Linked DNA regions of Homo sapiens: region 1 is linked to region 2. A link is a contact called in ENCODE Hi-C or POLR2A ChIA-PET data. All regions are on one chromosome and are shown on one strand. The core of a region is the stretch at or near the end of the contact, and the rest is flanking DNA. Distances in the headings are between cores, read along the strand shown. Region 1 has its middle 210 kb from the start of BMP7-AS1. Region 2 has its middle 170 kb from the start of BMP7-AS1.

Region 1 (2,700 bases), core at 93-2,592, 39 kb before region 2:
CCGGAGAAGAGCAAATGCTCAGGGGACTCCTGAGCCAAGCATTAAACATGGAGGTTGAGGACAGTTATTTCAAGATTTCTAACAGGAAGCTTTTTTTTCTTTGCCTCTTTGACTTCTAGTAATTAGTTAATTGCCCTTATGACTAGTTTGCAAAAATCTGCAGAAGGAACTTTCAGTCCCTTGAGAATAAAGCCTCTTCTATTTTAAGGATCTTTCTTTCTGTTTTTGGTTTTGGTTTTTTTGTGTGTTTGCTTGAGGTTTGGGGCTGGTGGTACAGGGGAGATTTAAAAAATAGCAGCATTTGGCCAGGTGCGGTGGCTCATACCTGTAATCCCAGCAATTTGGGAGGCTGAGGCGGGTGGATCACCTGAGGTCAGGAGTTCGAGACCAGCCTGGCCAACATGCCAAAACCCTATCTCTACCAAAAATACAAAAAATTAGATGGGCATGGTGGTGCACGCCTATAATCCCAGCTACTTGGGAGGGTGAGGCAGGAGAATAGCTTGAATGTGGGAGGCAGAGGTTGCAGTGAGCTGACACAATGAGACTCCATCTTAAAAAAAAAAATAGAAAAGAAAAGAAACAGCAGCATTTGCTTATTAGCATTAAGGCACCTGGTACCTGGCTCTCCCGCTACTATCCCCCACTCCAGTCCTCTTCCAGAAAGCTCTGGGTCCACCTTTATCTCTCAAAAGCTCTTTTAACACAAATTCTATGGGAAAATGCTCCCCAACAAGAAAAAACAGGGTTGCAGAGTTAAAAACAAATTACCCAGGCAGTGAGAGAGGAAAAAAACAGAGTAGCTGGCCTCGGGGAGAATGAGTGTTTTCAAACAGGATTTCAAAAGGAGATAGCTGATTGATTTAGAGACTTAACAACTCCTCAACCAGAGAAGAGAGAATAAAGAAAAAGCTCAGAGGGCTTGGAGTCAACTCAGGGCTCCTTAAATTTATCTTACAAATGGTGTTCATTCATTTCCAAAACTTTCTAATCACATGTGCAGAACAGACAGGTCTTTCACCTTCACAAAATACATCAGTTCAACGATTTGATTTTCTCTCAGAAATGTCACAGCATAAAGAAGGTTTTCTGTCTTTTTTTTCCCCTTCTTTTTTCTTAGACCTAAAGGTGATATCATCATGACTAACAGCAAAAGGTATTCTTGGATCCCGGTTTTGTTTGATGAACTGTTATATATTAAGTGTTACCCCTTTGGTGAGAGCTGTCAAAACAGTTTCATGTAATCTTCCCCAGGAGAAAGATCTTTGTGATGCCACAAAACTCAAATTATACAAATAACTGTCAAAAGCCATTAAAGTCAGCTGCAGAGGTGGGTGGGGGAGGAGAGAACAGGCGAGAGCCAAATCCTTACTTAACGTGCAGGGAAAATTCAAGATGTGGCATCTGCTCATGCTGATGAACAAGAATTCCTGCCTGCCTGGAATCCAGGGGTGAACAATTCATTGACTTGCACTCCTAAGAGAGAAGATGTAGAGTCTGGTGACACATATGGGCTCTGAAAGACCCCAACAGCCTGGCCTTGAATTCTGGGGCCATTGCTGACTGCTTCTGTCACCTTGGGGGACCTACTTAACCCCTCTGTGCCTCAGCTCCTCATTCTTGAAATGATTTTATTTTCTCTCTTTTTTTTTTTTTTTTTGAGATGGAGTCTCACTCTGTCACCCAGGCTGGAGTGCAGTGGCGCAATCTCGGCTCACTACAATCTCTGCCTCCCGGGTTCAAGCGATTCTCTTGCCTCAGCCTCCCAAGTAGCTGGGATTACAGGCGCGTGCCACCATGCCCAGCTAATTTTTTTGTATTTTTAGTAGAGACGGGGTTTCACCATGTTGGTCAGGCTGGTCTCGAACTCCTGATCCGCCCACCTCAGCCTCCCAAAGTGCTGGGATTACAGGCGTGAGCCACCGCGCCTGGCTCCTGAAATGATTTTAATCATGGAGCCCACGTGGTGGGTTGATGTGAGCCCTGATTCAGGACACGGTGGATGTGGCGGTGGTTGACGAGGGTTGGACTCTGATGATGGGTCCTCGCCCCCACATATTTTCACCCAGTACTTAAGGTACAGCAGGGAGCATTTGCCTGGCGCAGAGGAGATCTGGGGCTGCATTCTCTCTCCCCCACTCTGTGTGGTTTGGGCCAACTTAGGCTTCCAGACACCCAATGGTTTGAGAGCTTGGGAAAAAGAAAAAAATCCCCAATGGAGGAGAAACTGGAGTTGCAAGCATGTCATGTTCTCAGGAAGTGGGAACAAGGCCCCAACCCTTTGAGATTAGGTCGCTGGTTCCTAAGTAATGAGAGCCGGCCAGGGGTCCCTCTGTAAATCTCGGAGCCATCTCCCTTGGATGCACAGGTGAACTCAGGAGATCTCTTTCTTGACATCTGTCCCCAGGAGGGATGGCCCCCAGCTGAGTCTCAAATCAGAAACAGCTGTGGGAGTGGGAGCTGGCTTTTGTGGTTGAAAAGCTTCCATGAAGTCAAATGGCCTTCCACTCTGGGTGGTTAGGAGCTGAAGTCCTTGATGCCCCTCTCAGCAGGTGTATCCTGAAGTTCTCAGCACTAAAAGTTTTTGCAGGAGGCTGATCTTTGCAGAAGAGGCCCTCACCCATGTCTGTGCGCTCATCTCTAACTAAATGCAGGTTGTTCCACTCCACACCCAGGAGCCAGAGTGATCGTTCTAAAAAC
Region 2 (2,700 bases), core at 71-2,570:
CTGGGACTACAGGTGCTCATCACTACACCTGGCTAATTTTTGTATTTTTTTGTATTTTTTTTTTTTTTAGAGACAGGGTTTTGCTGTGTTGCCCAGGCTGGTCTCCAACTCCTTGACTCAAGAGATCCGCCCACCTCCACCTCCCAAAATGCTGGGATTACAGCTGTAAGCCACTGTGCCCGGCCAAGAACCTGCATTTCAAACATGCTCCCAGGAGAGGCTGATGCTATGGGCTTTGGCCACACTTTGAGTAGCAAGGTCCAAAGCCCCTAGAACAGGGCTGGTGAGTGGAGGAGGAAAGAAGCTCTCAGTAGGATTTCTCCTGCCTCACCCTCAAGCTCAAGTCCTGGAAACTTCTGGGAAGTGAACTGTAGTTGGAATCTCTGTTTCTCCACTGAGGGGCTGTGTGACCTTAGGCAGGAGACTTCACCTCTCTGGTCCTCAGTATCTTCAGCTATAAAGTGGGTCTCCTGAGAGTGACTCCTCCTAGTGCTGCTAGGAAGGGATGGAAGCAAATGAGCCATCAGGCACAGGGTGCAGGCGGGGGTTCCCCTCCTCACATGCTCTCCTGTGGACTAGTGATGCTGGTGGGTGGCCGAGGACGCATCACAGAGACCCCTCTGGAGTGGGTAACTGGAGAGGACCCAGACAAAGCCCTGGGCGAGCGCCCTGCACAGAGACCCTGCATGGAGGGGGAAGGAGGCCCTCCATTGATTGGGACATGCTCATCTTGACCATCCGTTGACCACCCCCAGCCTCAGGAATGCAGATCCCTGTGAACTGTCCGGAGACCACACCCCAGTGCTCCAACGAGTCTTGGATGTGCGGGTGGAGGGCGAACCCCCTCTTAAAGCTGGGGCCTACGGAGCAGTTGCTGAGATGAAATTCAGGCCTGGCCCCATTTAAATCCAGCCCCCACCTCCCCCTCCTTCCCAATTCGGCCTCCTCATCCTGCCCAACCTGCTTCACACCCCGACTCAGCCAGCAAACAGAGGTCTCCCTTTCCTTCCTCCAAAAGGGAAGGGGCTCCCCCAGGGCCTCCGCTGGAGTGGTTCTGGGTCTCCAAAGTCGGAAGTGCAATCGTGACCAACTCTCAGCTGCACCCTCTGCTGCCTGCAGCGGGTGTTTCACTTGCTCAGCAGGAATCCTGCCCCTGGTGACACCTCCACCCCAGGAGGCCAGCAAGCCCCTCAGGGAGCAAAACCAGTTGCTCTGGGAGACCTGGGCCTTCCCCACCGCCTCCCCCTGTCCACAGAGAGGGGCGGACATGCGGCACCAAAAACCGTGTTTCTGACTCTGGCATCAAAGGTCATCCCTTGTTTCTTCCTCAAGCGACGTTCAGTGAGCCCTGGCTAGGGGCCAGGTACTGTGCTGGGACAGGCACCGGTGCCACAGCAGCAAGGAAAACAGACAAAAATCCCTGCCCTTCTGGATATTACATCCCGGCAGAGAGACAGAGACAGCGTTCCAGTTACTTAATAAGTAAATAAAAATACAGTGTGTCTGGTGACAAGTTTGTTGGAAACAAAGCCTGATAAAGTCACGGGGGCCCGGTGCTATTCTAAAGAGGGAGTCCAGGCAGGCCTCAATGAGAAGGGGACATTTGAGTCACGACATTAAAAAGGCAACGCCTGAGCCAGGCAGGTATCTGGGGAAGGGCTCATCCGGGAGAAGGAACAGCCAGTGCAAAGCTGCTGAGGGCTTAAGAAACAGCAAGACCGCCAGCGTGGCCACAGCGAAGTGCCGGAGGGAGGGGAGGAGGGGAAGTCAGAGGCTCTCGTCACCTGCGGTTCTCAGGGGACATCTGGCGACATCTGGAGACATTTTTCCATTGTCATAATTTGGGGAGTACTACTTGCCATCGAGTGGGTGGGGGCCAGGGATACTGCTAAACACCCTGCAATGCCCAGGGCAGCCCCTGCTCAGAGAACGGCCCAGCCCAATGTCAAAAGTGCAGTAGTTGAGAAATTCTGCTCTAGGGCTTGGCTCTGCTCCGCTTATAAGTCACTGCGATGACCTTGCTGTCACCCTGAGAGGGGAGGAATCCATTGCAGGGGCTGGAGCATTAAGATCACACTTTGGTTGCAGCAGCACCCCCTGGCTGCCAAGTTGAGAATGGGCAGCCCAGAGGCCAGGAGGGCAGCAGGGAGCCCAGGGAGGAGGCCGATGGAACGCCCAGGTGAGAGGGTGGTGGCCCAGGAGAGGTGATAAAGGATCAGAGTCCCCACCTGTGATTTCATCTTCACCCAGTAATTCCAACCTGGGGCGCCAGCCTAAAGAAATAGGCACATACTGAAAAAAAAAAAAAAGGTTCACAAAGGAGGCTAGTATTATGATTGAAAGACAAAATTGGGAGTAACATCTCCATTCATTCAACAATAGGGGCCCAGACAGGCACAGCTGGGGTGGGAACTCTGAAAAGGTAGCCTGCTCTCCAAGGTGCCTCCTTGCCTGGAGAGGGGCTCCATCACTGTGTGTCACCTGGGCCATCAGGGAGATCATGGCCAGCACCTCCATGGGCTCCCACACACCCCCTCTGGAGGAGCTTGGGGGATGAACCTGTGGCTGGAACCCGTGGCTGGAAGGATGTGTGGAAAATGAAGACAGAGCTGGTTGAAGGATTTTCTTCTTTGTTTTGATATTTATTCAAGTAATAAAATCCAGGCAATGAGTACTCAGACAAAAGAGAACAGCCACACT

Evidence for each region. Hi-C counts contacts between places; a loop is a spot of excess contacts on that map. ChIA-PET counts read pairs that join two places held with the same protein, here RNA polymerase II (POLR2A). Pooled maps may share reads with other maps.
Region 1: a map of tibial artery shows a loop between it and region 2 (7-fold over the local background). The contact joins two enhancer-like sites. A Hi-C loop is called at or near these places in 2 of 168 maps with a recorded cell type or tissue (sigmoid colon and tibial artery) and 2 of 50 pooled maps. POLR2A ChIA-PET finds 5 or more read pairs at or near these places in 1 of 52 experiments (MCF 10A).

Annotation. Positions count from the first base shown.
Region 1 is chr20:57,007,154-57,009,853 of GRCh38, forward strand. No RefSeq gene overlaps it. Among named protein-coding and RNA genes, the nearest start is that of BMP7-AS1, 210 kb to the right of the region's middle. Within about 2 kb of position 1,343, at least 2 of the 41 ENCODE cell types and tissues checked have a DNase peak (open chromatin) inside an H3K27ac peak, as active enhancers do.
Region 2 is chr20:57,046,356-57,049,055 of GRCh38, forward strand. No RefSeq gene overlaps it. Among named protein-coding and RNA genes, the nearest start is that of BMP7-AS1, 170 kb to the right of the region's middle. Within about 2 kb of position 1,321, at least 2 of the 41 ENCODE cell types and tissues checked have a DNase peak (open chromatin) inside an H3K27ac peak, as active enhancers do.